Regions from separate parts of the Mus musculus genome. Here region 1 is linked to region 2. The links are chromatin loops, found by intact Hi-C in ENCODE. Cell type or tissue: left cerebral cortex. All regions are shown on one strand. Links, peaks and the distances in the headings refer to the core of each region. The heading gives the core; the rest is flanking DNA. Region 1 overlaps Ilkap (integrin-linked kinase-associated serine/threonine phosphatase 2C). Region 2 overlaps Lrrfip1 (leucine rich repeat (in FLII) interacting protein 1).

Region 1 (15,526 bases), core at 5,174-10,173, 250 kb before region 2:
GTCTAGAGCTGTTTCTGTCTGGCCTTTACTTCATTTCTAGGTTCTCTTGCCACATCAGGTTCCCAGGTGGTGAAGACTGAAGGGAAAGGAGCAAAGAGGAAAGCCCCTGAGGAGGAGAAGAATGGCGGTGAAGAGCTTGTGGAAAAGAAAGTTTGTAAAGGTTTTCAGACAGTTTGAAAACAAATGTATCAGATCTTATACCTTAAACATCCCAGAGCAAAGCCAGAGTCAGCTTCTAACTGTAGCACTTCTCTGAGTGTAAGAGGTGGGCGTGGCCCCCTTCTGCAAATGATATGTAAGACTGCCTTTACTTTTCACGTGCTTGCCTGACCTGACAGGAAACCATGTTGTTCTTCAGCATAGAAAAGGACGGATTTTTTTCCTTTGTCCTCTTCAGAAATGGCTGACTTATGACCATCCATTCTTTCTGACTACTAGTCTTTGTTTAAAAACTCTTGATTAGCTTTGACTAGGAGAAATAGCTATAGACTTCCCTTTTTGTACTGATGGAGAGAAATGACTGAAAACTTTCACGTCTACGAATAATCGCCTCAGTGAGAGCAGTGGCACTAATGTGGCAATGCTGCTAGACATGGCCAAAGGCATTGCTTTCGCTTCTAGAAGTGTTCCAGCTCTGTAGAGAACTTAACTAGGCAGCCTCTGAGTGCGACACCATTCTGTGCTACAGCAGACTCCTGCCCTTTAACTGCTCAGTTGGAGGGAAGTGCCTGTTACCACGGTTGGCAGCCTAGAGCACGCAGATGCATACTCTCAGGGTCTCCAGCAGCATAGTTGGCAACTCTACTGATTGGGAGTTTTTAGAAATGGGAGTTTTTGGGTCCTCATTAAATTGTCACCAGATTAAATTTCTCCTTGGGGATCACTTTCTCCTGACCCTTAGTCCCACATCCCCATTAGTGTGAGGCAGCGCTTCTTTGACTCTGATCTCCTTAGGTGCAGCTCACATGTCTGTCACAGCTCCAGGCTTTGTGGCAGAACCCTGAATTGTGGCCACAAGGAAATGCCTTGAGGGAATATTGCTTATTTGTACCACTGTGATGTTGCTGAGCTAGGCTGCCGTAGTACCTCTTATTTGCTCTGGGACTAGGGCTTCTAGAGGGTAAGGCACAGTTTTGTATTGGCTTTTTGTTTTCTTTCCCCAGCCTCTTCGGTGATCTTTGGTCTGAAAGGCTATGTGGCAGAGCGGAAGGGTGAGAGGGAGGAGATGCAGGATGCCCATGTCATCCTGAACGATATCACTCAGGAGTGTAATCCTCCATCATCTCTCATGTGAGTGTTTACAGTCCAGCAAGCCTGGCTGGTGCTCATTTCTCCTCTGTTCTAAGTTTTGGACTGTGTGAAGATGTTTCTCCAAGAAAGACTGACGCCATGAGTAACCTGCCTTTTGCATCAGTGGATCTTAGATGGGAGAATATTTTTAAGATAGTTGTTACCATCTGAGGATATTTTTGGAGTAGGCCGTGGCTATTGGTATTTGGTGGGTAGAGAAAAGAATATTACATTGCTAAACAAGGGACTGCCCCTCAGCAAAGATCTGCCCAACCTAGATTTCCTCAGTGTTGCATCTGAGTGCCGCTGAGTGAGAACTGTCTCCCCTGCTATGGACTTCAGGCAGTTGTACTCTCACGGGGACTGATCAGCTTCGGGCTGAGTGCTATTACTCTGTGTCCTAGAGAGTGGATGAATTGAAAGTCACCGAGTAAACTCTGCAGGAAGTGTGGGTGTGGTGGTACATGATTGTCGTCCTGTCCTGAGTTCCCAGCACTCAGTGGATGTTGAGTTCCTGGAAAGTCTTAGAACTACCAAAAAGGCTTTGCCTCCAAATTAAACCCAGCGGAGTCTTATGGCATTGGGAGAGGCTGTACAGCTAGATAATCAGGGCCCAGAAAGACCAAAGTAGTCAAAATGGCCTGGAAGAAAGAAAGCGGTGCACACATGGAACTGAAGCCTTTGATAAGTGCTCTTACTGATCAAAGGAATGCAAAGAAGTTTGAAAGAAAAGTTCATCTTAACCCTAAATGTCATTTCTCATTAATAGTTTTCTTTCTGATGTAGTTTTAAGTTAAAATTATTGTGTGCATTTATGATGCAGGTGGAACTGTGCTGTGTAGTTTTGTCAGTGGATAACTTTGTGGGGTTGGTTTTCTCCGTCCACCATTACACGGGTACCAGGAATTGAATGCAGGGTGTCAGGTTGTCAAGCCAAACTACCCAGTTAACCATCTAGCTGGGTTTTCTGACAAAAGTTGGTAGGAAATAGGAATAAGAAGATCAGCATAAGCTTTGAAGTTAGATATTAATCAACACTTAAGCGACAATCCTGTAACTTCTCCCTTGTTCATATGAACATTTTGGACAAGAGTCTTGGATGAGTAACTTTTTTCATTTGTTTAACAAAAGTCTGATTTAAATGGGATAAAAGTTCTGAATTCTAATTTCACTGAGAAATTATATAGCTTAGTTTATAAATTTTATTTATTATATGTGTATAAGTTTTTACCTTCATGTATGTATATGCACCACATGCATGCTTGGTACCCAGAGAGATCAGAAGAAGGCTTTGAATTCCCTGGAACTGGAGTAATGGATGCTGGGAACTGATCCTGGGTCCCCTGCAGGAGCAATAAGTGCTCTTAACCACTGAGCCATCTCTCCAGCCACAGCTTAGTTTTTGAAACAAATGTTGTTTTGTTTGTTTTGTGTCTTAAGATAGGTCTCACTCTGTAGGCCAGGCAGATCTTGGAGCTCACAATGTTAGCATTTCTCACGCTCCAGCCTCCTGTGTTCTGGGATAACAGGTGTGAGCTACTATACTGGACTCAACAATTAAAATGGATGAAACTTACTTAAATCTCTTAAATACCTTTTCCCACATGTCAGTGTGACTGGTATCTCAACAATGTGAATTTCATGTTCATTGCTTGAGATGAAACTTCAAAGCTTTAATGAAGCTGAGTGTGGTGAAATTACCTACGTGTAATCTCAGCACACCTGGGCAGGGGCACAAGGCTCTGTAATTGGAGGCCAGACTGGGCTAAATATGGAGCCCCCACCTCAAAACTCAGTAAAGCAAGCTTCAGTGAAGAGGTGTGTTCATTGTTTTAGGGATATAATTAACCTTTAATTCGTTCTTCTAGTACTCGGGTTTCATACTTTGCTGTGTTTGATGGACATGGAGGAATACGAGCCTCGAAATTTGCTGCACAGAATTTGCACCAGAACTTAATCAGGAAATTTCCTAAAGGTGAGACTGAGAACTGAACCTGTGGACGTTTGACTTGCTGTGCTGTTTGCATGGCCGAGTCTGTCGGACTGGGTGTTTTGCTTTGGCAGAACGTCGTTGATGGGTTTGGGGATGTTGCACAGTTGATAGTTTACCTGACTAGCATGCCTGAGGCCCTAGATTCAGTCCTCAGGACTACGTATACTGGGTATGATGGTTCATGAGGCAGATGAGCAGTTCAAAAATCATTTTCAGCTGCACAGTAAGTTTGAAGCCTGGCCTACATAAGTCTCTGTCACCAAAAAAGAAAGTCTTAGGCTTAGGTTCAGAAAGTCTGAGCTTAGGGTTCAGAAGAGGCTGTGTAAATAAAGCACCATTTCTTAGCTTGTTAAGTGTCTGGGATGTGGTTAAGTGTCTTGTCTGCCTCCACGCTGTGGAAACCAGTACATCGGAATTGCATGGCGCTCCTACAGGTGAGGAAGTAGATTGTTGACAAGGACATGCTTAGAAAATAGTTTATATGTGAAAACGACCAACAGAACCTGAGTGGGCAGCAGCCTTCTCCTCTTGAAAGATGACTCTGTTTGACCCTTCTCTACCAGGAGATATAATCAGTGTGGAGAAGACTGTAAAGAGGTGTCTGCTAGATACTTTTAAGCACACCGATGAAGAGTTCCTGAAACAGGCTTCAAGCCAGTGAGTATCTGCATGCAGAATGCTCAGTGCGTGGTGTTTTCCTGAGCAACCTCAGGTCTTGTGATGCTGTTTAGCACAATGCTTTCTGTCTCAGGAGTACCCAGCACCATGTGTGAGCTCTTACAACCATTAATTAAGGAGGATGTGGGGCCAGCGGGAAGCCAGTCAGGATGATTGCCACTAATTTTTATTCCCTGAGTTCAGTTCCAAAGGGTAAAATGAGATATTCCCTTCACACACATGCATGCTTACACACTGTGCACACACATACAATAATATTTTTTTAGGTAAATAAAATTTAAAAAGCAGAAAAAAATGCTTTTTAGAAAAATGTATGTTGGAGTTGTAGAGATGGATGGTTCAGTGGTTAAGAGCACAGGCTGCCTCTTCTAGAGGACCAGCACTCCCATAATGGCTCACAGTTTCCTGTAACTCCAGTTCCAAGGATTCTAATGGCCTCCTGGTCTCCAGGAGCAGCAGGTATGCACTTGAATACATGCAGACAAGACACTCGTACATTTTAAGAAGGGGAAAAAAAAGATGTGTGTATTTCTGCATCACATGGGCTATGTTAGGAAGAATTGTTTGGTGTTTGTTTTTAGTTTTGAGAGAGGGTTTCACTGTGTATCCTTGGCTGGCCTCAAACTTAAAAGTTTTGCCTGCCTCTGGAGTGAACCAAAGGTATGTGGCCCCTCTGTGCCCAAAATAAAGAGCTTTGTTTCTGCTTACTGTTCTGGACTTGAGGCACAGCTATAGGGCAGCCCAGTTAGTTCAGACCTTTGATTCGAGTGGCATACTATGGTAGCAGTGAGTCTCAGCATGTGTGTTCATGAGCCAGACAGCAAGAGACAGGGAAAATGAGCCCAAGCCCCACAATCCCTTTGAAGGACTTTGCAGTAAGATCCCACAGCTCCTTATGAGGAAACTTTCACAGTGACCTAAATCTCTCATAAGGCCCCATTTCCTAGAGGGCCACAGTATTTTCTAATAGTGTCACCATGGGATCCCAACCTTTGACATAGGAGCATCTGGGGACACTACCCATATCCAAACTATGGAGTAATACAGAGGATACAATCTGTTTTAGCCTGGCAGACTTGCTGTTTAGCTCTATAAATTAGTCTCTGGGCACTCGCCAGTAGTGGTGACTGCGTTTCTGATGTGTTTCCCCAGGAAGCCTGCCTGGAAAGACGGGTCCACTGCCACGTGTGTCCTGGCTGTGGACAACATCCTGTATATCGCCAACCTTGGAGATAGTCGGGTATGTGGCTCTGAGCCACCTGCTTAGGTGACAGCATGTCTTAAGGAGAGACCTTAAGCAAGTTAAAGTGTTGGTGGCTGGTTGGGCCTTCCCTTCTAGTGGGGTTTCTGCAAGGAGTGTTCCAGTGTACACCTGGGACAGACTCGGCAGCTGAGCAGGGCCGTCTGTTCTCCCCAGGGCAAGAGCTGGCTGGTTCACACCGAGATGCTGTCTCCCCTGCCAATAGGATTTCGGGGGTTTTTTGTTTTGGTTTGGTTTTGTTTTTTTGTTTTTTTGTTTTATTGGTTTGTTTGCTTGTTTTTTGTTTTGGTTTGTTTGCCATGCTATTAAATGACACTGGGGTTTAGAATGAAATCTGTGTGCAGGTAACTTAGATCCTCATTTTTATGACATAGTTGGTATTGAATGAAAGTATTAACTCCACCTTTCCAAGGGCTTTGACTGCAGAGTAGCTAGAGAGCCGTGAAAGGGAAGGCCAAGGCCAAGCACATCTGCAGCACGGGAGCCCAGGGACAGGTCAGGTGCTATAGGGAGTGGCCTTATGTTCAAGCATGCTGCTTTCCACCCAGTCCTGTGTCCTTCAGTTGCCAGTGACCACTCACTAAGCAGCCTCTACCACTCCTCCTCTGGTGCTTAGGGCTAGGACTCATCACTAGGAATGCAGCTGTAAACGGAGGTGACAGCCTGTCCTCAGGGAGCTTAGGTTCCTGGGAGCCTTGATAGACAAGTTCTAGTATATAAGTAAACAAGTATACAAGTAGAACTTGTTTAGAACAAGTTACTCAAACCAGAACAGGAGGGAAAATGTGTCACTCCACCTTCTCCCCCGTCCCCCCCAAATTCTTCATACCCAGACCCAGTATGAACCCTATGAACCCTGGTTCTTTATGTGACTTTAAGCAAATTACTCCTCTGGGTTTCAGTGTCCTCTGTGAAAGGGACACAGTAACCATGGCCGTGGGAGCAAACAGGGAGTGTGTGCTGTGCTTGCCTGTATCCTCAATTCTCAGAAAAGCTCACAGCCTTCTGACTTTGGCCATGGTATTTGTTAAATGCCTCCCATCTTTGTCACTAATGCCACCAACAATGGCCATTTGAGAGATTGGCTACAGTCAGCCAGCAAGGCTTATGACAGAATTGACACCAAAACTGGGGATTTCTCACCCTTAGAGTGAGAACAACTTTCCTATTTGCTATTTCTTTGATGCTGGATTCTCTGAGCTTCTGTATGTCAGCAAGCAACTGAATGTGAAATCATTGTAAGTCTCCCTTTGACTGAGTCCTAGATGCTGCTCACTGAATTCCATGGTTTGCGATCTCTGTCTTCCCAGGCAATCCTGTGTCGATATAATGAGGAAAGTCAGAAGCACGCAGCCTTAAGCCTCAGCAAAGAGCACAACCCAACTCAGTATGAAGAGCGCATGAGGATACAGAAAGCTGGAGGGAATGTCAGGTATCCAGGGCATTTATGGGGTCCCAGGAACTCAGCCTCCACACCATTGAGGATTAATGTGCATAGTAAGGTCCACTCTCAGGTCTGGCAGTGCATATGAATAACTTAGTTCATCTGTGTCACAGTAAAGGTAGAAAGTGTCTCCCTGGCTGAACAGAAAGACAAAACCTGTCTCAAGTGAGTACTTACCACTCAGCTATTTTCAGTGTGTCTGGGGAGCTTCTCTCATACTGTCCTTGCTTGGTTTTTGTACAGGGTCTCATCTAGCCCAGGCTGGCCTCACCTCAGTCTATAACCAAAGCTGGCCTTAAACTTGTAATTTTCCTGCCTCCAGCTCCTCACTTCTGGAATTATTGGCCTGCCTTAGCATACCCAGTTTATATATTGCGCTGTGGCACTGAAAGTCTCTAGTGGTTAGTAGACCAGGTTCAAAGCTAGGTATGGGAACACTTGCACTTTCAGGTACTTGGGAGGTTGAGACAGGAGAGTATTTGAGTTCAGGAGTTCAAGGTCCACCTGTGCAATGTGGTGAGGCACTCTCTCAAAAATTAGTTAATAAAGGGACGCCTTCAGAGTGTGCTGTTGCTGACACAGAGATTGCTGCTGTACCTCCTCAGTTCACTCACCGCTGTCTTCAAAGGTCATGTGACCAGAGTCGATCACTTGTGTGCCCAGAGGTGAAATGAGAACTTCATTCTTCCACTTCATGGACATTGCCTTCTAAATGTGACCCTGTTTTCTGGTTCTTTCTATAATTTGTCCTCAAGTTTTTTTTGTTCTGTTGGAGATAAAATGTTCAAAAATGTCCTTTTAGCTAAGCTGCTGGGGTGTTTGAACTTGAAGTCTGAAGGCTTTCTCTTCTCTAATGTATGAGAGCTGGGAGGCTTTGTGCATGGCTGCTGGGCATAGAGGGAGGCAGCCAGGTTACATGGGGTCACACAGGACGTGGCACCACAGTCTGTACACCAGCAGGTAACCTTTGGGTCATGATCAGAGGGGTCGCATATCAGATTTACATAATGGTTCATAACAGTATCAAAATTACAGTTATGAAGTACCAACAAAATAATTGCATGGTTGGGGGTCACCACAGCCTGAGGAACTGTACTAAAGGGTCATTAGGAAGGGTGAGAACCATTTCTACAGCACCTAGACGGTAGCCACAAGGGGGCAGCAGTGTGGTGTCCATTGACAAATGACGTAAGACTAGCCTGTTAGTAGAGTTCCTTACAATGAAGGCAGTGTGTAGCAGGGCTTCCTTTGGGCGTATGAAGAGATGTTTGCTTTTCTTTTACAAGGAATGGGCTAGCCTGGCAGGCTTTCTGAAGACAGTGACATTGCAGTACATCGGCATCGTGTACCTGGGACTGGGCTAAGTACTAGTGTCATGGTCCTTGGGGACCAGAGCTTATAGCTGTCTATACTGGTGTTCACACACTGGCTTTGGGCTTCTGCTGGTCTCCAGGGTGGAACATTCTTCCCCCTTTCCCACAGCTAAAGGAGTCAGTGGTCTCCTACTTCCTTCAGGAGTCAGGTGAGCCCCAGACCCAGGAAGAGCAGGAGGCTTAGCTTTTGAGAACTTGGAGTAGGAAGGCTCTGCTCATAGCTAAGATCTGAGCTGCAGAAGAGGTTCTCTCATGGCTCTTAAGTTTGGGGCTGCTTCCTATATGGGTGCTCCCAAGCCGAGCACTCTCACTGCTCCTGTTCAGCACTGCTCCTAGGCACTTCCATTACTCCAGTTCTGTTTAATAATTTGTATTCTAGAATGCTCTGTTTTCCCCAGGAAACAGCAGAAGTCTCTAGGGAGATCCACCCCATAATCAGCATCCAAACGCTGACACCATTGCATACCCTAGCAAGATTTTATCGAAAGGACCCAGATGTAGCTGTCTCTTGTGAGACTATGCCAGGGCCTAGCAAACACAGAAGTGGATGCTCACAGTCAGCTAATGGATGTATCACAGGGCTCCCAATGGAGGAGCTAGAGAAAGCACCCAAGGAGCTAAAGGGATCTGCAACCCTATAGGTGGAACAACATTATGAACTAACCAGTACCCCGGAGCTCTTGACTCTAGCTGCATATGTATCAAAAGATGGCCTAGTCGGCCATCACTGGAAAGAGAGGCCCTTTGGACACGCAAACTTTATATGCCCCAGTACAGGAGAACTCCAGGGCCAAAAAGGGGGAGTGGGTGGGTAGGGGAGTGGGGGTGGGTGGGTATGGGGGACTTTTGGTATAGCATTGGAAATGTAAATGAGCTAAATACCTAATAAAAAATGGAAAAAAAAAAGTCTCTAGGGATTAAAAAACATTCATTCAGGGTGACTGAACTGAGTCACTGGGGGTGACTGGAATTAAGGCTGCCTCCAGAACTGTAGCACCAGCCCAGGAGGAACTTCCTGTCCCACCTATATCTGTACAGCATCTCGTTAGTGACTTAGGAGCCTCAAGGATACTAAACCACCACACTGCTTTGGTATTTAGTAAGTCTTAAAAATGATGTCCTCAGAGCCCAGGGAGTCAATATGAGAGCCTGGGCTAGCATAGTTCTTGGGGCAGTGTAACTGTACACTGGTTCTCTGTGATCATAGTGTCTGCCTAAGGTACCTCTTCTATTTATAGGTCATCTGTTTTTTCCTTCACAGAAAAGTGTGAGAGAGATTATCATGAGTGAGATTGTAGCCCTACTGGTGTGAAAGTGCTTCAGCAGCTAGGAACTATAGCTTCAGATATCCTCTGAGCCTAGCTTCGACAGTTAGAGTGCTTACCACCCTCTTTCCTGCCACCCACACACAGGCTGTGTGCGTAGTCATTTAAGGGGCATAGACTCATACCATCTTGTTAGAATAACTGGGCATGGGAGGTTGGGGAAGGGGTATAGGCATTGCTGTGAGATTCACTGTTGAGTCCATCAACAGTTAGGTTGGATGGTGCCCATTGTTGCTGCTAGTGTATAGCTGTGTAGTCCTCATCCCCGAGGGGAGCAAGACCTGAATGACCTCGGTTTATGTCTGTGTCTCACTGGAGATAAAGAAATGTTGGTGGTGGTGGTGAGTGCCTTTGATCCAGCACTCGGGGCAGAGGCATGTGGATTTGAGAGGCCAGCCTGTGAGTTTTAGGATAGCCAGGACTACACAAAGAAACCATGTCTCAAACTAAACAAAAAGAAATGTCAGACTCAGCTATTGTAGACTCTCAGTTTCTGCTTTCAGGGACCTGTGAGGAGTTAAGTCTGACAGTCTGACGTTATTCCCTTCATTTTAGAGATGGGCGTGTCTTGGGCGTGCTGGAGGTATCGCGTTCCATTGGAGATGGGCAGTACAAGCGCTGTGGGGTCACATCTGTGCCTGATATCAGACGCTGCCAGCTGACCCCCAATGACAGGTAAAAGCAAACGGTCACCAAAAGTGTGGGTATACACATACAGGGGCTTGTTTCTCTTGCTGACTTTCCTCCAATCTGCGTTCAGCCTTTGCTGGGGGAAGTTGGGGAGGGGTATGCAGTATGCCTGGTCCTGTGGTACAGAGACAGACACCTGTGGGTTCTGGTTTCACGGGGTCCACGGTGGTCAGGAATCAATTGAGATGGATGCTTGCTTTATCACAGGAATGTAGGGGTTGTGCTAAGAGGCTTTAGAGGCATCCATTCCAGAGAGACTATCCAGACCATGTCCACTCATTCATGTATAGCGTGAAACAGCCAGGACTGTGGTGGCCAGGGGCTTGGTGGATGGAGAGGAAAGTGGGAAGAAGTTCTGGGGACAGACTGAGCAGGATCTGTGGGGTGGCCAAGGCATTTGGGTTTTAGCTTATAAATCAAGGCCTGAGTGACTGAGAAAAACTTCCTGTTGCAGGTAGATTGAGAGTAGCACAGGAAACCTAGCAAGACTGGCTGAGGGCAAGGTAACAGCCCTCTTGACCCCAACAGGGTGGGGTAAGCCTGAGCCAAACTGAGCAGAAGGAATGGAAGGAGCTCAGAGAAACAGGACTGAGCTGGAGCAGGGGCTGGTGGCAGAGCATAGAGGCCACACGGCAGCCTCCAGACCTGCTAGGAAGAGCCATGTTCTGACACCTACCTGCCTAGGCTACGTTGTCAGTTATCCTGGGATATTGGAGTGTGTTTCTGGAGGCCCCTTGTACGGTTATGGCATTCTCTGCCCTAGATTAGGACAGGCCATCTGCCTGGGGTCTTCTGTGCTCTCCTAGCATGGCACCTTAGGGACAACTATGACAGTAGCAGTATGTAGTGACAGTGCTGTGCTAAGCCCATGTCTGTGATTGACTATTCTGAGTCTGAAAAATACTGGAAAGAGTAGCCTGTCTAGACTTGTCCCCACCATGTCTCAACCTCAGGTTGTGTGCTCACAAAATATGGCTAGGTATGTGCCCTGTCAGAAAATAGAGACTCTGGACAGGCTAAGAAACAAAAGCAGGTAGCTATTTTAAAGCCAGGCCAAGAGAACAGTGGCTTCCACAACAGAACATAAATGCTCAGAGGCTTCCTCTGGGCATCTCGGGAACAGTGAGCTGTGTTCAGACCAGAAAGTGGGGATATCCACTCTAGGATCTCAGACCCTCAGCAGTGAAGCACCACCCAAGGATGCTTCCCTTAGGATGCTTGTTCTCCATCCTTGGGCCTGTGGTGGCTCACAGGTATGTTCACTACATACCTGCTGCCATGATTGTCCCTAAGGAACCAGAATGCAGCATCTCCTTCTGAGGTCTCTGAGATTCTACTTACGGGTGGGAAAATGTCCCTCTTGTGGTATACAGCATCCTTCCTTAAACCACAACTCATTTTAAAGAGTTTCAGCTTCCTTACACAAATTCTATTGCTTTAAAATTTTCGTGGCCATTGAGTTGTTGGACAGGCACAGTGCTACTGGATTGGTTTTGAGGATTTTTGTTTAATTTGGTTTTTTGATTTATTTTCATTTTATTTTTTTATGTGTGTTGGTATTTTGCCTGCAATATGTCTGTGTGAGGGTGTAAGGTCCTGGAGTTACAGTTGTGAGTTGCCAACTGGGTGTTGAACCTGGGTTCTTGCAAGAGCAGTCAGTACTCCCAACTGCTGAGCCATCTCTCCAGCCCCTTGTTTTATTTTTGTAGACAGGGTCTCACTATATATACCAGCTAGCCTAGAGATGCACCTGCCTCTGCTAGCTGAGCTCTGGGACTAAAGGTGTGACGACCAAGCCTGGTTGGTTTGGGTCTGTTGAGACAACTTGCCCTACTGGAGTCAAACTTGCTGTGTAGCCAGAATGACCCCTCTCTACCTCCAGAGGACTGAGATTACACATATGTGTGCCATTATTCTTTTTATTTTTAGGGTAGTGAGTGGAACCAGGGCTTTCCTTAACGTTAGGCAGCCAGCCACTCCTCACTGAGCTCTCAGGTCACCTTTGTTCAGGAGCTTGTGGCTGAGACCCTTGTTTTTTCCCTGTATCTTAGGTTCATTTTGCTGGCTTGCGACGGGCTTTTCAAGGTCTTTACCCCAGAAGAAGCTGTGAACTTCATCTTGTCCTGCCTTGAGGTGAGACATCTTAGAGGGTGTGCCACTTGTCTCAGCTGCTTTGTTTCCATTGCCCCGCAACCCCTGTGTCAGGAGTAATCTGTGAACTCCGTCAACATAAGCCCTGTTATGGAGCTCACCAGGCACTGTCCTGCCAGTCTTTGTTAGGGACAGAGCAGGCCCTGCCCTGGTGTAGTGTCTTAAAAGAATGACAGAGGCTGGTGCCCTGTTCACTCAGATCCCATCCCTTTGGTAGGATGACAAGATCCAGACCCGGGAAGGGAAGCCTGCTGTTGATGCCCGCTATGAAGCTGCATGCAACAGGCTGGCCAACAAGGCAGTGCAGCGGGGCTCAGCAGACAACGTGACGGTGATGGTGGTGAGGATAGGACACTGAGGCCAGCACACTGGCGTGTGCTCTTGACTTGCAGGTTCATTTTGTTTGTGCACGCTGTGTGTACTCCTGTGGGACTTCCATGGTTGTAAATAAAGGTTTCTTTTTTTCCTAGTTATTTGAGTGACTGGTCCTGAGTTAACTGTGTTTGCTCTAGAATGTGCTCTGGATCTGTCCTTGTCAGAACCACCATGGGCCTCTTGGACAAGCTCATGATGACCTGTTAGTAGTTCACAGGCTCTTGCTGTCATTGTGACCCTTTGGGGAAGTGGGGCCTTGCAGTAAGATGACAGGATAATAGGGCTCTGTTCAGTTTTCTATACAGAGCACATTTCTGGCAGGAGCCCAGGTGTGGCTGAAATGGGGTCCATAGGTGAATTTACCACATACCATGCCGTCTCACCAGGTTCCTAGACAACTTCATTCATCTCGTTCCTGTTTCCCTGAAGTGAGCCCTGAGAGGATGACTGTCGTCCTGGCTTACACCCAGCTGTCAATCTCAGGAGTGCTTGGTTCGCTGCCTGAGTGGATGGTCTAGCCCATGGCAGGGAACCTCTGGGCATGATTGGCCCCCGAAGAACTTTCTAACCTGTCTCCAAATTTACCTTCTGTGTAGGAACATCAGGCTGGGGCTATTTAGTGAAGAGCTCTTGTAGATTTTTGTATGAACGCTGGCCAGGGGCTGTAATACTACATAGCTGCCTTTCCAGACCTGTTTTATGACAGTCACTGTCCTCCTCCTCCACAGCCGTATCACTGTTGGCCAGTTAGAAAATGTGCTGCAGATGCTACAAGGACCTCAAAATATCCTGTACAAACCATAGATGACTTCTTAGGGTCTGTCATGGAAAAGCCATAAATAGAAATTGAATGCATACAAATGTCCCTAAATTTAAACATTCAAAAGTCCAGTCTGGGTTACATACTAAGACTCTGCCTCAGAAACCCACTCAGAGCTGAAGACATATCTTGGTGGAGGGCTTTCCTAGCATGCTTGGGATCCTGGGTTCCTTCACCATAAACCAGACATGGCAGTACATGCCTATAGATAGCCCCAACACCTGATTAGAGGCAGGAAGATCAGAATTGGAAGGCCACCCTCCACTATAGCCAGTTTGAGGCTAGCCTGGGATGCCTGAGACACTGTTCAAAACACAAACCCCAACATACTAGGGAGGGTGTCAAGCTGGAGTCAGCTCATTTGGTGAATGTGCTTGCCATTCGTGAGGGCCTGAGTTTAATTTCCATCATCCACATAAGAAACCAAGTGTGGTAGCACACGGCTTATAATCCTGTTCTGGGAATGGTGGGAACAGGCAGATCCTCAGACCTTGAATCTGGGACCTAGTGAGATCCAGTCCCCACAAAACAAAGTGCTTGGCTCCTGAGGAACACCCTAAGTTGACCTCTGCATGTACTCCACACAGAGGAATAAAAACCTTTCAAAATAACACTGTGGGCCCAGTGAGCTTGTTCAGCTGCTAAAGACACTTCCTGCCAAGCCTAAGTACCCAGATTCAGTCTCCAGGACCCACAAAGTAAGAGAACCAACTGCTGTGGCTGTCATCTGATCTCCATATCCGTACCTCCCAAATAAATGCAATTCAAATAAATTTTAAGTAACTTCAAGAACATTAGCGCTACCCTGTCTACAGGGACTGAGAGACAGCAATCCTGCTTGGAGACTAGGACCTGGGCAGCCTGGCATACAGACAGAGAATGCCAACTCATCAGAAAGCTAAACAGTTTAATTTAGCAATTTCATAGCAGCCCAGGAATCATTCAGTGCCCCATAGGCTGTGACCCATGTCCCCAAGTGCTTCTGTCTGGGTAACTCTTGGCACTGTGGCCTTCCTGGTTAGTAAGAGCCTCTCCTGCTACTTCAGTAGGAGTCTCAAGACTAAAGGCATTTCTCCCTTGCTTTCCAGAGCTTACCCCTCATGGTCTTTGGTGAAGTGAGCTGGAAAGAGGTCATGCTTCTCGGGTCTGCCCTTCATTGTTAGGGCTTTGTGTGATCCATTACATAAATATATTCTGCCTAGCAATATGACACAATAAATACTTTTAAGTTGCTGTGTAACACAGTTGTTGGAAGGTAAGATATGTGCTTATGTGGCTTTCTCAAGGGTAGAAGATAACGTCACTGACATGTCTGTGCCCACTGGATACAAAATGAAATCCAGAAAAGGGTGGGGTGTTTCCACCTCATGTCCTTATCAGAGTGCCAGGGAGTCAGGACCCAGGCCAGCACAGTGCTTCCTGGTAGGGTGGGTACCAGCCATACTGAGAATCGGGCCAGGCCTGCTCACGGACAGCTCCCCCAGGCACCTGTCGCTCTGTTGGAAGCCTGATTTGGGGACAGGTCCGATTATAGAAGGGCGTTCTGATGTGGTAGCTTCATCCTGGTGTCAGCTGAAAGATGAAGCAACTGGAGCTATCCCCTCTGTCCCAGGCTTGAGCACTCCTGCTAGGCCAAGAGATCCCAAAGCAGCTGGTGGGTGTGGACTGCTGGCTGTCAGCTCTTTCATCAGCAGGCCATCAGGACTTGGAAGGTCCAGCCCTCTCCACTGCCTATTAGGATCTGGTCCCACATTTTGTTAAAAATGGGAAAACCACTAAAGCAGGCTGCAGGGTGGCAGCCCTTCTCATGGGAAGAGCCCTCAGCCAGCTTCTTCCTCCCAAGCTGCCATTCAGCCAGACCACCCACCCCCTTTACAATGGAGTCTCAGGAGGGAAACTTGTGAGCAGGTGCCCTGTGTGGATAACTGTGCTCAAACTTTGGTTTAGTGTGTGGGCCCTAGCAGTGAGCCCGAGCCTCCGAGGGTTGGGAAGTTGGCTGGTAGCCTTTGTAGAGGATAAGGATGGCAAAGGAGTGTAGCTCCAGTATGTTAGGGTGCTCACCAGGGGCCTGCAGGTCATCGTGCTTACCCCAGACACAGAAACTGCTGCCAGGCCTAGGATTACTG
Region 2 (15,526 bases), core at 4,460-9,459:
TGAATTTTAAGTAGGGCGTTGGAACTTTGGCTAAGTTTGACTGAACAAATGTGAAATACACTATAATAACACTAAGTTGATATTTCTCTGTTTTTTTGGATGATAGGTGGGAAACAGGGAGAAGGAGTTTGACCGGCTCTTGTAGTACAAGGCCAATTGGCTTTTTTATTTGGGTGGGAGGCAGTGAAGGGCTTGTCCTTTTAATAGTACGTCTCCAATCTCTCTCCCCCCTATTGATTTAGTTAAATAAGGCAACGCTTAACTGAGGTGATCAAATGATTTTTTCATCTGTAGATGAGTGGGCTTTTAACCTTGGCTTGGGTGGACATGGACCCGATTCCTCCCGTGGGTATTGATAAGACCCACACATGTGGCTCTGGGTATCTTTTGGGGAGGCGAGGTAGAGCCGGAAAATATTTTTTATTTTTAACCAAAATATGATACCAACCTCTTTTAAACCGGGTTTATCTTACAGGAAACTCAGAAATGGTCAAGCTGGACCTTTTCTTGTAGTAGTTCTGTACCAAGCGGTGTCCATACTGAATTTGTACAATCACAAACCAGTATGTACAGTTTTGAGTGCTGTGCAGCTCTTAAAGGAGAATTATCAACCTCAGAATTAGCAAAGCCTAAGCAAGAATTATGTCGTTAGTAACACCACGATTTGTGGCTAAAATAGGAGCTGGAAGTCGTTTTTCCTCATCCCTGTTTTTTTTACAGCCTATTGAGCTAAGGACACCTTGCAGTAACAGCAAGGGTGAAAAGCCAGAGGTCAGCTAAGGGGCTAAGCCTGTCTATCAAAATAAAAACCAATCTTTATTAATATAGAAATATCTACTTTTTTAGCCCTCTTGGTAAACCTAATTTTTAACTCAGACTGAAAACCACGTGCTGGAAATGTCTTGAGACTGGGGGTAACAGCTGCCACCTGTGTGTTTTAGGGGGGCGGGGATGCACATCCACTGGTCCGCCTCGAGAATGTTGATTTACCTGCTTGAAAGACAAAATCTTGAAAGACAGTGAGAAAGTAGGAAAGCAGAACTTTTTTGGGGGAACTCTAGGTACTTTATTTAAATGCAAACTGTAAAGCTGAGGCTAGTCTCCAGCCTCCTGTCGGGGAGCTGGCTCAGAGAGTAGCTTTTTTGGAGCCTGAGTCCTCAAGCCGACTTTTAAGCAAAAGAGGAATTTTAGTCCTCAAGGTGATACTTTAGAAGATTTAGAATCTGTGTTCATCTAACAAATTAATTTATCTGGCAGCCACTGCGCTCTATCTTTATCTCATGAAAAAACACAAACTGAGTCTCTACCCCAAATTAGAACTGGATCTGGACCCTTTTATTCGTTAGTCAGGGGGTCCTTTTATTTTACTAATGTATTAAGTGACCAATTGTTCTTTAATAGCTTTTTCTACTAGCTGTAAGGCCAGCAATCTTTCTGAGGTTAGGGATCTAGGGGAAGTGGGGGATGTGTTCTGAATTAACTTTGTTAGGTAATTTAGAATATAGGAATCTCTAACATTGGACTGAATATTAGGACCAGTTTAAGATTGAGTTAGAATGGCTGGTTACACTGAAGAAAAGAGAAAAATCATTATGACTCTATTAAATATACAGTCTCTGATGTACTATTGCCATAAAGTTAAAAGGCTAGAAGCTAGTCTAAACTGGAAAAATGACAAGTAAGGATGGATCTAAAACATGAATTTAATTTAGTTTTTTAGTCAATTTAATTAGGACATGAGTCAACTTACCTACTAGCTCGTCACACGAATTAATATGTTTTTGTAGCGTTTTGTGGAGAAAACCTGTTTTTTTCTTTTTTAATAAGGTAGTTGTTTTAGGATTAATCTATAAGCCAATAAGTAGATCTCTTTAAGATACTATAAAGCATTTATTAAACTCTTTGACATTAAAATATTAGATTTTGAAAATAAAGGTAAGACTTTAATAGTGTGCATGGGAATGCACTAAATAGCATGCATGGGGATACAATTTCTCTTTTTTTTGTCTTTTAAGAAGTTAAAGTTTTAAAATTTTATAATACCTAAACTTTTGAATTAATAACTAGTTGACAAAATATTTTAAATACATGGCTGTAAAGGGGCAGTGACTAATTGCACTTTTAATCAATTTTTTTAAGGAGCAGTTGTAACTAGAAGGCTTGCAAAGTTATTAAGAGTCACATGTGTATAATTTATTTATTAACTAGAAATATGCATAAGCAATTGTAAATTTGAGAATTAATAGTATCTGAGGGATGAACAATTTAAGCAATTGCGAGCTCAGAGATATGGCATTGACTATTAATATACAAATTAAGGTTTGATTGTTTAGCATTTTAAAACACCATCTACAGCACACAACTAGATCATCTGTGCTGGAACAGGGGAAACTGTGTCTTAAGACTCCGCCCCACAGAAGCTAGTTGGGCCCACGTGGGCCAACGATCCGCTGGGAGGATGAGAAAAATGACTTTACAATAATGTTTTCTTTTTGGCCAAAGAATTGTTTTGGGCACAACCAATTTTTAATTACCAATTAATAACAATTATAAAAGCTTTCTTTATTTTTTGTAAAACCTTTTGTAGTAAACTAAAACCCTAAGTAATAAAAGGATATTGTCTCTGAATCTTTTGGGTGAGAGCAAGGATTTAAGGTAAACTTTAAGAAGCATTAGTTAATAAAATACCTTTTACTTAGGAAACAATATACACTGAAAGATTAAAACTCTTGGCTTCTTGTATAGAAGCAGAAACAATAAAATTTTTTTTTACATAATGTAAAGTTACATTAGCCATACCTAGAGGCAAAATTTTCTAGTGATTACAGTTCACTAGAAGCAAAACTCTTTGAATTTAAGCATTATTTTAAACATCTGAATAGATCTGTAACACTGTTAAAAAGAAATTCTCTTGAACACAGGGAAAAAACTTTCTCAGGCACTGTTTGTAAAACAAAAGAAAGGCCACAAGCTGCTCTGGGGCTGCCCAGAGCCCTGTATTGACTCAAACGTAAAATACTTTTTAATCTGAGCATCTTGGCCCTCTTGTAATAAGGACCGATTCTAGAGAAACAATATAACTGTCTACGCCTCCAAATTTTGATACTCTTTCTTAAGATGACTTACAGTTAAAACGTTCTTCACAACTTTAGTGTTGTGAAAAAATTGCCCGTACTGCAGTTTTCTGCCAGGCAGCAACTATAACCAAACTGTTTGTCTAATTTATTTACAAAGACAAACATAACTAGATAACTCTGTCACAGTTTTGTATGAAGTGAGCTGTATGAGCGCTCTCATAAGATGATTACTCTTGTAATTATCTTAATTACAGTATACAGGTGAATTAAAGATCTTAAATTTGAAATCAAACTGCAAGCTGCAGTCAATGGAACAATAGCAGTTTTAACCATAATTTTTAAGTTTTTTGTGTAAGGTTAGGATAATACCTGTAACCTTGGGAAAGCAAAACCCAAGTTTAAAACAATTTATTATCTTTAAAATCAATATTAGAAGCATTATTATCATATTACGAAGTTTGGATGTCAATTAATACCTATGAATACCTATTAAAGCAAGCTTTAATGCTTTAATAAAGAGACATTGCTTTAAATCTTATTTTAAATTTTACTATTTAGGATACGAACCACATTAATTATTACCTAAACTAGAAATATCTTTAGAGACCCAGCCTCTTGGGCTGCCTTATGCCATGTGTCAGAAGGACTCTAAACTTGAGTTATCAAATTTAATACTAACCATCTGTAGCAATGTAACAATTATTAATCTTAACCAACAACTTATGAGCTGATTGTGAAAACACTCAGAGCACATTACCAATAAAAAAGAACCAAATGAAGCAGTTACATTTAGACCAATCAGAGAATAATAATTTTTGTAGCTACAACCATAAAAATAAAAAACACTTTACCATTGTCAAACACATTAATCATGAACCATTTATTAGCTTTTTTACTCTGAAACTTAGAGGCTGTGCACTCGCCCTTATTTCCTAAAACGAACAGTTTTTTCAGCAGGGGCCCTCTCGCCACGTGTCTGATTCTTGGCTGAAACACGTGGCAGCTCTCGGCTTTGCAGATAAAGTTTTTTATACCATCTTTATTATCCAACACAAAACATAGAACATTCATTCATACAGACTGGACACGAACATACATGAATTGAACACGAGAACAGATTGGTGCACCGGACATTAGACAAGACACAAAAGGGAACAGAGTACTCTTGCTATAAGGCCCAGAGAGATATTTCTCTCTGCTTTTTGGGACATTTTCCTCCCTTATGATGCATTTTTTATTAACTGGGGCAATCCGCCTATTCCTTTTAATAAACCCTTTCTTTTCTCACACCTCATGTAGCTTCGGAGAGCTACGGCCTACCGCCTGATACCCAGCTCTTCACTGCTGAACCTAAGTGAACCAGCGCTCGGGTTTAACGCTGTCTCAGCTTAGCCCATACCTTCTCCGGTATGAATTTCCCTTATCCTTTATTTTATGGAGCTCCGAACCAGCAGCGTCTCTTTCAAAAATCCTTTGCCGTTTCTCAGTCCCGCGTTGGTTCGCCAATTGTTGTGTCTGGCCAGCAGACCACAACCTGGGTTCTAGCCTGGAAAGGCATTTTGGAAACCTGGAAGAGAAGAGGGGCTAGGTGGCGAGAGAAAAGAATGTAGCCAAGACAGTTACTCTGATCAAGGCTCAAATTTTATTGTTGCGACACTAGTTATGAAGGAAGGGGGAGGGGACCCAATTCCCGCCGAATAATCTCGGGTCCAGTAGAAAGGTGCACGTGTGTGGCTCCTCAGGTTCCAGCAGTGGGCGTGGCAGAACGAATGAGCAGGAAGCTCCACCCCGAGCAAGCAGGTTTCAGGCTGGGGGAGGGGAGACTACATTCCCCCAGGAGGCAATGTGTGGAGGTCAGAGGTTGATGTCATGAGATCTTTTATTGGTTGCTTCCATAATTTTACTGAACCTGGATTTTGCTGTATCATTTAGCCTTGTTGGCCAACTAACTTCCAGGATCCTCCTGCTCTGTCCCCAGTGCTGGGGTTACAGGCACACATGCCACTATGTCTAGCAGATGAGGGTACTGGGAACTGAACTTGGGTTCTCATGCTTGTACATCAGGCTCTTTACACACTAAACCACCGCCCCAGGCCCAGAGTAGATTCTGGTTGACATTTTAGCTGTTAGTGAAATACAGTGGAAAATGCCATCTCAGTACAGTCTGAATGGGATTGGGTCTTTTTTTTTTTAATTTTAATTTTTTGAGGTCATTTCTCTGTATAGCCTGGCTGTCCTGGACTCACTTTGTAGACCAGGCTGGCCTCAAACTCAAAGAGATCCACCTGCCTCTGTCTCCCACCACACCTGGCCCTGTTTGTGCTTTTCAATGGGCTTCTCTGACTTAAAGCTATTTTATTTCTGTAAGTCAATATAACTTGTAAAAAATAACAGTGGTTCTGATGCAAGATTTCAACTCTCTCTCTCTCAATTTTTAAAATCCAGTTTACAGCATTGGTGCCCATTGACAGTAGTGATTTCAAGTGCAGTCCTGTAGCATCTGAGGTTAGACACCCAGGGCACAGCTCAACATTCTGTAGTGTCTGGAATATTTACCTCAGTGACCAAGCATGCACCAGCTTATAAACAGAGCCAAGGTAGAGGAAGGCTGGGTCTCAGGGAAGGAAAAAGCTAGCAGCAATTCCCTAAGAGCGTCACCTGCAGGAAAGGCTTTCCTATGGGATAAACTTTGAAATTGTGTTCTAGGTTCCTCTGGGTGTGATGTAGACTCTTGAGTTTCTGCAATGATACTCACTGCATGATGTCATCATAGAAATTAAATGAGAAAAGATAAGGGAAAACAATGGATTTCATGTCCAGGTGCCACAGGAGGGGTTTGCAATGGCCAGCACTTTATGAATTATCCAGTCTTTTTTAATGGTTAAATGAACTTATATTAAGATAGTGTGGGAGAACCCACAAGACAGTCAAACACACACTGTCTTACTGCAGGTTGGCTGGCCCAGAAGGGTTAGGAGAGGTTCCCCAGGGGGACTGAGCAGCCCCTCAAGGCACAAGTGGCCAGGCCCCTCCCCTGAGCACCTCCAACTGCCAGGTGTAATGGCCAGACCCAGACCCCACCCTACAGAGTAAAAAACCCAAGCTTAGGACTTGAAATCCCACCAAGCCTCACCCTGGAAAGCTCCCCATCCCCACCCGGCCACTCCTGAAACCCTATCTAAACCCTGTCTTCTGTTCAGTTCTCTCTTGACTTCAGGGATAGAAGTGATGGCTCTGTAGTTCAGAGCACAGGCTGCAGGGCCTGGGTTCAATTCTGGTGACTCACAACCAGCTGTAAATCCAGTCCTGCGATACAGCGCCCTCTCCTGGCCTCTCCTGACACTGCACACATGGTGGTGCACATACACACATGCAGGCAAACACTCATGCACATAAAAGTAAAATCTTTTAAAAGTAAAAAACAAAACCCACACAGCTCTTTAACGTTTCATTTTTAAAATGTTTTTTTCTAGCAGTACATTCTTTAAAAGAAGTTAACAACTTCAATTTCAAATATAAGGTTTAAATAATGCAAATGAAAAGCTGTTGTTTTCGGTGAAGCTACCGTAGCCTAATGACCCTGGGAAAAGTACTCTTATAACTGAACCAATGCAAAAGTCCCTTAGAAAAGCTTCATCTGTTGCCTGGAAAGAGTCTTCTTAAGGTCACTTTACGTCTAGACCATCGCCTCGACTCCAAAGGAGGAGCTTTGCTTGGTAATGGCTTGTGGTTCCACAGTGTTTTGTGTATGGGAAGCAGAGACTAAGAGACACTACTGGAGTCATTGGGACTGTAGGTTCCACCACGGATCGTCCCCAACACTGGAACATTCTCCCTTAACCTTCAGCAAGACACAAAAGAAAAATCAAGTCCCACCTTAACCCCCACCTCAGTCACCCCTGTTGGTGGGATTAAGAGGCCCCTGTGCATCAAGTCCAGAGCTCTCGTGAGACCCAGTGTGCTTATGAAGAAACCTGCAGGCTCTGAGTATCATCCCGGCCAGGGCAAGGGTCTGCAGACAGAGGCATCTGGTGCTGCTGGGCTCCCCGGGTGACCCTTGCATGGAAGCACTTCTTCCCTCGGAGGCAGGGAAAGATGCAATGCTCCCGACAGTACAGATAAAAGCTCATAAGCCAGGCTGGGCATCTGAGTCCCCAGAGAGGTGCCCACTTGCTGCTGGTATTTATTGCTGGGACAAGAGAGCGCTGCGGTTGGCTTTCATCTTTTCCAGTCGCTTTACGAGGTGGCCGTTGCTCACCTCGAGCTCTTCTGTTTTGTCCAGTGCAGAGCGAAGCTGGAAGAAGGAGAGAGGGCGATGAGCTTGCTTTCTCCCAACGTGGCGGGGCTCTGCATGGCCACGCAGCTAGCCCTATCAGAAAGCACTGCAAAAACCCAGCCACACTGGAATCTGAAAAGTTGTGTGTATGTGCACGTTTCTCTTTTCTTTTTCACTTTTAAAAATATTTGGTCACATTTTTACTTATGAAAGTTATTTCATTTATTTTGTTTTGATTTTATTTTATTCTATTTATAAGCTTATGCCTGTGCACCACACGCATGCAGGTACCCACAGAGGCAAGAAGATAGGACCAGAATCCCTGAAAGTGGGGTTACAGACATTTGTGAGCTGTTGTGTAGGTGCAGGGAACTGAACGTGGGTCCTCTGCAAGAGCAGCCAGTACTCCTAGCCATATAGCCATCTCTCCATCTATATATGTTTCTTTTCTTTTTTTCTTTCTTTCTCTTTGTGTCAAAGAAAAAGTGTATTTACTCTTCAGGATGTAAAATAAATTCAAATGATTTACAATAAATGTTGCATGCAAGAATATTTTTCTAAACTTAAAAAAAAAGTTGGTGCTGGGATTTGAACATAGGACCATGTGTATACTCAGCGTGCAATCCACCCCTGACATGGGTCCCAGGCTCCCAGAAGAGTATTTTTTATTAGTTTCATGTATGGTTTGAACCAAAGGAATGAATCAAATATCAGAAGTATGACCTATATTTTCTTTTCTTTTCTCCACCCCTTCCCTTAAATATTTGTTAATTGGCTGTGGGGGGAAGGGATGTTAGCTTTCACAGACAATATCACACACCAGTCATGGGGCAGAAAGATAGGAGAGAGCCTGAAGGCCCCTCTTCAATAGCAAGTGGGTAGGCAGGGGCCTGGAGTGTTGATGGAGCAGCATTAGATCAGCTCTGGCTAGTAGGCATGGTTAGAGATGAAGAGATATTCACAGGCTGCGGCTCCAGACTGACTGCTTGGGATCTGTGTGTGACTCTTAACTGAATAACAAAACATGACTCACTTCAGGTCTAGGTTCTTAACTAGGAGATGCTCCTCATCTGGAACGACTCCAGACCTGCCCTATCCTGTGGGTCTTGATGGACTCAGAAATGATGAATGTAGTGAGCCAACAACTACAGATGGAGCAGAGCCTGGACCAGCTAGAGAAGGTAACTCTCTGGTGTGGGGGAGCCGGGACCAAGGTCTCTGTAGTTGGAAATTTAAAGCTTGAATGTCAAGAGTCTCAAACAGTCCCAGCCTAGAGCCAGGGGCAGAGGGCTTGGGTACCATAGAGATAGCCATGTGAGCAGGTTGCTCTGAGGCCAGCAGACAGCAGGGCAGAGGGCTGGTCCTAGGGAGGGAGTTCTAGAGGAGCTGTCAGTTGCTGGGACCCAACCCATGGCTCTGCTTTCCATACCAGCTCCCATGCAGGTGGCTGGGGTTCCAGGACCTAAGATTCCACCTCCTAGCCGGGCGGTGGTGGCTCAAGCCTTTAATCCCAGCACTTGGGAGGCAGAGGCAGGCAGATTTCTGAGTTCGAGGCCAGCCTGGTTTACAAAGTGAGTTCCAGGACAGCCAGGGCTATACAGAGAAACCCTGTCTCGGAAAACCAAAAACAAAAAATAAATAAACAAACAAACAAAAAAAAAACCAAACCAAAACCAAAACCAAACCAAACCAAACCAAAAAAGACTCCACCTCCTACCTCCTTCCTCAGGCTCCCAAGCAACCTCACAAATCACTGAGCTTGGATAGGGAGAAACCATGGTGATGGTGGTTGGGTGTCTGTCTGGTGAGTGGGAAGAAACCATGGTGATGGTGGTTGGGTATCTGTCTGGTGAGTGTGGAGAAACCATGGTGATGGTGGTTGGGTGTCTGTCTGGTGAGTGGGGAGAAACCATGGTGATGGTGGTTGGGTGTCTGTCTGGTGAGTGGGGAGAAACCATGGTGATGGTGGTTGGGTGTCTGTCTGGTGAGTGGGGAGAAACCATGGTGATGGTGGTTGGGTGTCTGTCTGGTAAGTGGGGAGAAACCATGGTGATGGTGGTTGGGTGTCTGTCTGGTGAGTGAGGAGAAACCATGGTGATGGTGGTTGGGTGTCTGTCTGGTGAGTGAGGAGAGCAATGGTCAAAGACTGAACACATGTCAGCTGTCGGGACGGAACAGAGAAGGCTGGGTTTATAATATATATGGGAATGATTCACTTATTAACCGCGACCTCACTCCAACATGCAGCCGCCTGCCGAGCAGATGACTATTTTCCAAGTGAACAACTTGGCCCGATCTCCTCAGGGAAGTTAAACATTCCGTTTCCAAAGGAGTAAAAGCAGGGCCTGGGAAGTTTACCTCTCTCTGGAGCTTCCGTTTTTCTGCCTTTAGTTCATCTTCTATTTTTTCTGCATTTTCGGCGGCTGATCGATAGCGCGTTACTTGGCTCTCTAACCTTATTACCTGAAAGGTAATAATAAGAAAGCCACTGACACAAACTCATTCACTGTTTTCTTTTGCTGTTTGCTTTATTTGCGATCAAAGGATGCGATTTAATGAAACTGAAAATACGTGGTGTGAGTGACAGTGTGGCATTCTGGACATCACTTCAGCTCTCTCTGACTAACTCGTCTAGTAGCATTTCGGAGTGACCCCCATCTTGAGAGCAAAAGGCCCCTTTGCTTTCATAACCCCCTCATGGGACTTGAAAGTGCTTACAAAAGGACCCAAGTTCAAATCTCAGAACTCAAATAAAAAGCTGGGCATGAGAGCAAGATACTGATTGCCCTCTGGCCTGTGTTCCCTGGTCTTGGCTGAACAGAAGGCAGATGATGCTGGCTGGACCTTGGCTCATCTCCTAGGCTGCTGCCAGGGAAGGCCAGTAATGACAGCGTAAGAGAGGAGGGAGGCTTCGTGTGGATGTGAGGGTGTGCCCATGCTGGATGTGAGGGTGTGTCCATAGCTGGATGTGAAGGTGTGTGTCCACATCCTAGAATTTGGAACGCAGAGGTAGGAGGATCAAAATTCAAGATCAGGCTGAATATATAGCATCACTCTTTGTTTTTATGAAAAGGTTTGGCACGTATATCCACATTTGAGGGGATAGTGCCTCCTTTGTCCTCCTCACCCTAGAATGGGACACAGGCTGCCCCTTGGACCCAGGATGCAGAGGTGGGAGGGCCCCATGTTTGTTCATCTGGCTGTGGGGAGAAAGGCTAGAAGCTCAAGGAAAAAGATGTGTGGGCATAAAGTGTGCTGTGATGGTTTGTATGTGCTCCATCAAGGAAGTGGCACTATTAGGTGTGGCCTTGTTGGAGTAGGTGTGTCACTGTGGGTGTGGACTTTTTTTTGTTGTTGTTGTTTTGCTTTGTTTTGGTTTTTTGGAGACAGGGTTTCTCTGTGTAGCCCTGGCTGTCCTGGAACTCACTTTGTAGACCAGGCTTGCCTTAAACTCAGAAATCCGCCTGCCTCTGTCTCCTGAGTGCTGGGATTAAAAGCGTGCGCCACCACACCTGGCTGGGTGGAAGCCAATATTCTCCTAGCAGCCTGCAGATGAAGATGTAGAACTCTCAGCTCCTCCTGCACCATGCCTGCCTGGATGCTGCCATACTCCTGCCTTGACAATAATGGACTGAACCTCTGAAGCTGTAAGCCAGCCCCAATTAGTTGTTGTCCTTATAAGAGTTGCCTTGGTCATGGTGTCTGTTCACAGCAGTAAAACCCTAAGACATATGTTGAATAAACAACTATTTAAATTAGTTTATGTATATGTGTATTGATGTGTACGTGATGCGGGTGCATAGCACTGGGGGTTGTTCTTCAGGAGCTGTCCACCGTGTTTTCATGAGACAAGGTCCTCACTGGCCTACAGCGAGGCTGGCTGGCTGCAAGCACTAGCAGGGAATGGTAGGCTCTGGCCACTGTGCTCACCTTTTCATGTGGGTTCTGAGGATCTAATTCAGGCTGCCTTACAAGTACTTTACAGACCGAGCCACACCCCCACATAAATAATACAGTTTGAAACATCTGCAAGCCACATTGACAGGAGCTGTTTTGTTATTACAGCCATTATAAAACATGAGTACCACTGTGACAACTTAGATTCTAATAAACAACTTGTCCTGAACTTCCCTTCCCGACTCTGCAAGCAACGTCTTGAAAGCCAGGCATGGGGATACTCTTGTAATCTCAGCACTTGGGAAACAGAGGCAGGAGAGGTAGATCAGGAGTTTGAGGTCACCCTTGGCTACATAGTGAGTTTGAGGCCAGCCTGGGCCACGTTGAGACCCTGTCTCAAGAACAACAAAAGACTAAAGCCAATAGATGCCTTAAGAGACTTGCTTTCTTAACCCACGTCACCAGGACCTGTGGGTATGTGAGACCAGAGGGTGACATCAGGCACCCTCCTCATTGGCTCTCCATCTTATACTTGAGATAAAGTCCCTCGCTGAGCCTGAACTTCATAGATTAGGTAGCCTGGCTGGCCAGCACACCCTGGAGATCCTTCTGTCCCCAGGCAAGGAATACAGACATGCTGTGCCATCCCTAACTTCTCATATGGAGCTGGGGAATCTGAACTCAGGGTCATCTTCCTGCCTCCCTAGAACCCCATTTGATTTGCAAAGTCTCTTGAAGAGGCTCTCAACCTGCAAGGTCATGACCTCTAGGGTGTTGAAGGACCCTTTCACAGGAGTTGCATCTCAGATATCCTGTATTATATCATGTATTTACATTAAGACTCATAACTAACAAAATTACAGATATGAAGTAGTAATAAAAACAATTTTATGGTTGGAGGTCACTACAACGTGATGAGCTGTATAAAAGTGTCACCATGTTAGGAAGGTTGAGGACCACTGCTCTGTTGCTTTTGGCCCTCGGCCATTCAGACCCCACACAACCACCCATCCATCCAGACTGCTCAGGACTGCGGAGAGTCAACATACATTTTGTTCTAAGGCAGTTATCTCTTGCTCAGATTTTGCAAGTTTAAATTTGAGGTCGCTGATCTGTCTGTTGGCATCTCCTAAAGGGTGACAAAGAAAGGAACACGGGTTAAGTTTCTCAGGCTCTAGAACATTCTGTTCCTGGGAATCATCATTTCACAAAGTCTTCACAGTCTAATCTCAGCCTCCACAGAATCAGACAAGGCGCACCCTCTCTGGGCGTTGGCTGGGAGCATGTCTGTACTTCTTATGTGTACGTAGAAGACCAAGGTAAGAAGGAACCCCCAGAGATGTGACAAAGGAGACGAAGGAGAGGGGCTGAGCATAATCTCATCTCCTGCAAATCTGTTTTAGTTGACTAGCGTAACACGGGCCTATCACACGAAGCAAAGCAGATGTGTTTCTGACCACACCCACTTGTGCATCCTGGGATACCTGCTCCATCCCACAGGCTTATGCCGCCTTCTCCCCACTTTGCTTTACTCACAGAAAAGGTTTCTGTGCTGTGGAACCCAGGAGCTTTCGGGGACAGGAGGGAATGCTGGGTATCCTTTACCCCGAGTGTTTACAATCAGCACACACAAAAGCGTGCGCTCCCACACAGGGCTCAATACTCACTTTGCAGATCCATGACATGCGCGTCTGTCCCATTCTCCAAGATACCGTCCTCGGCTCGAAGAAGGTCCAGCTTGTTGTTCTTCTGTCTTCCCTCCAGCTGCCCTTTGAGCTTCTTAATCTGAAAACACCCCAATAAAATAGATTTGTTTCTTTTTTTTTCAAAAGGAAACTGAAGAGCTGAGTTTAGAGCCTGTCTTAGCCAGAATAAATACATCAGGCTACTGCCTTGCTGTTAGCATGACCCCGGGGTCGTGTTAGAGGCAGGGGTCGCAGGAGTATAGGGGAGAATGGCATGGAAAGGTTACAGTCTAGCCTGTGCTCCACCGGCCAGAGGGATTCTCTTTAATAAAGGCCAATCCAAATAAACTAACTAAAAGCATCTGAGGGCCAGCGCTCATCTCAGAAGGGAGTAGGCGAGGCAAAGACTTTATAACTTCAGCATGAATTCTTTTATAACCTAGTGGACAATAATTTTTGTGTACGTTGTATGTATGTGTTTGTATGAGAATTTGTATATGTAGGTATTTGCTTATGGAAGCCAGAGGTTAGTACTGAGTGTGTTCTGCCATTATGTTCAACCATATTTTTCTTCCTTTCATTTCTTTCTGTCTCCTTTGTTTGTTTGTTCGTTTGTTTGTTTGTTTGAGGCAGGGTCTCTCACTGAACCTAGCTTATCCACTGGTCAGTCAGCTCCAGGAATCCACCTGTTTCCACTTCGCCAGCACTGGGATAATAGGTGTGTGTGTGTGTGTGTGTGTGTGTGACTACATCCAGCTTTAAGGGGATGGCTGATCTATCTCCCCAGCCTCTGTGAATAGTTATCTCTAAGGGTGAAATTCTTCTGGGACTCAGAAGCAGACTGCAGACACACACATATACATACACACACCCACACACACACAGACTTTGAATGGTGATTTAAGAGTTGGTGGTAACTCTTCATGATGCTGATGCTTATTCACAAAGATATAAAAGAGGTCCCTACGTGCAGGAATATGGGACTGAAGTCCCCAGTAAAACTGTATGCTTCTGCTTAGAACCTGGTCAAGCTGCTCGGTGTCCCAGAGGCACTGGTCAACCTTTAAGGAGGGGGTCTTACAGGATTTCTCTCTCATACGGGGTCAGAAGAGCAGCTGACAGTTTAATTCGATTCTGAAAGGATAACAACTGTAAAAGGTGAGCAGACCCATATGGCTACGGGAAATGTTGGAGGAGATGGTTCCCTGGGGAAAGGCTGGGGAATCACTTTAACTATCCCGCAGACAGGAATGATGAAACAGAGCCCTCATCATTTCCTGAAGTTAGAGAGGGATGGAGATACCTCAAGGTTTAAACAATGCTACCTTCTACATGTTTGTTAATACTTATAGTCCTGGGGCTGCGCTCAGGCCTGGTCAGAGAAGCATCTCTTTGCAGCAGCAGACCTCGATGCAGACTCAGAGCTGGTCAAAGTGCTGAGACTGACAGCTCAGCCCGAAATGGAATATCTTTATAACCCACCACTCCCCAAGGCTCAGGGAATGTCACGGAGAGGAGGCGAAAAGAATGTAGGAACTGGGCTATGGGGGGAGGAACGCATGAGATGCTGCCTTCTGGATGTGAGCTAGCTCCTCACTCGTGAACTCAGAGCAGCTGTGTTGCCTGCACGAGATCTAGCCAGTCAGAATTTCAGCATAGGCAGGGGGAGGTGCTCTCTAGGCCCCAACCCTTACTGTAGAGCTATTGGGACTCAGTGATAGCATCTGGGGAAGAATCATTCAGTTTTTTAGGCTGTTCCTGCTGCTAGGTTTCCTGTGCTCCGATGGCCCCACATTCATGCACATAAAGGCAGCCACTAATTGACCTTAGTGCATTATTGGGCAGGGAGAACATACAGTTCAGAGGGGGCATGTGGATTGAGGGTGGAGTTGAAGGAGGGAAATAGGAGGTGGCTATGATCTTATTTCCTTGCATAAATGTATGAAACTCTCAAGAATAAAGAGAAAATGATAATTCAAACCAATTTTGATCAGTTAGTCAAAGACATGCCTGCTGCACAAAGCCCAGGTGCAGGTACAAGTGGACGTACATGTCCCATCCTGTCTCTCAATGGAGCATCTCCACCCTCCACAGCAACGTTCGTCTGAAGCAGCAATGCATGTGGAATGTCCCAAAGGCTGCCCTATGGCTCCAAGGCCTCCCTAAGCCTTGTGTGACAACGCTGCTCCATTTGGATCGAATCATCAAGCCAGCCTTGTTCTCAAGCACATATTTTGGGGTCTCCAGAGTGAGCAGGAAGGAAGCTGGGAGGAGGTGCACAGTTTCAGGTACCCCACTCAAAGTGTTGTAAAACAATAGAAAGACGGTTACCTGTTCCAACAGACATTCCCGTTCATCAATGAGCTTTTTCAACCTAACGTCTGAAGAAATCAGAAAGACATATAGGTGAATCTGTATCCTGGCCTCTTAGCATGCCCCTAACAAAATAACAGACGGATCGGTTAGTGGAATGAGGGATGGAGTGTAGGTTAAACACGTACCACGATGGATGAGGCCACAGACAGGACGGGGAGGAGCTCAGCCAGAGGGTGGTGCCAGCCTCCCGACATGCTTCTCATTGGGGCAGCCTC

What was found. Peaks named below come from ENCODE experiments on the same cell type or tissue, not always from the same donor. Only the 100,000 strongest peaks of a DNase experiment are listed, where the experiment ranks them.
Region 1: it touches region 2 in a loop (2.2-fold over the local background); 2 of 42 quality-filtered maps call a loop at or near these places.

Annotation. Positions count from the first base shown.
Region 1 is chr1:91,372,979-91,388,504 of GRCm38, reverse strand. Ilkap (integrin-linked kinase-associated serine/threonine phosphatase 2C) reads left to right here. Exons shown (of 12, transcript NM_023343.3): 4 at 41-160; 5 at 1,164-1,290; 6 at 3,159-3,265; 7 at 3,847-3,940; 8 at 5,114-5,201; 9 at 6,533-6,654; 10 at 9,920-10,039; 11 at 12,106-12,187; 12 at 12,423-12,678. The coding sequence ends at 12,563. Erfe (erythroferrone) reads right to left here. Exons shown (of 8, transcript NM_173395.2): 8 at 14,288-15,526. Among named protein-coding and RNA genes, the nearest start is that of Erfe, 14 kb to the right of the region's middle. In left cerebral cortex, for the core only: CTCF peaks have their summits at 7,818 (motif pointing right) and 9,354; DNase peaks (open chromatin) are centred at 7,832 and 9,408.
Region 2 is chr1:91,119,931-91,135,456 of GRCm38, reverse strand. It overlaps Lrrfip1 (leucine rich repeat (in FLII) interacting protein 1), which reads right to left. Exons shown (of 25, transcript NM_001310732.1): 21 at 15,267-15,316; 22 at 12,918-13,035; 23 at 12,300-12,379; 24 at 9,712-9,816; 25 at 6,513-7,371. The coding sequence ends at 7,261. Among named protein-coding and RNA genes, the nearest start is that of Rbm44, 17 kb to the left of the region's middle. In left cerebral cortex, for the core only: a CTCF peak has its summit at 6,417 (motif pointing left); a DNase peak (open chromatin) is centred at 6,399.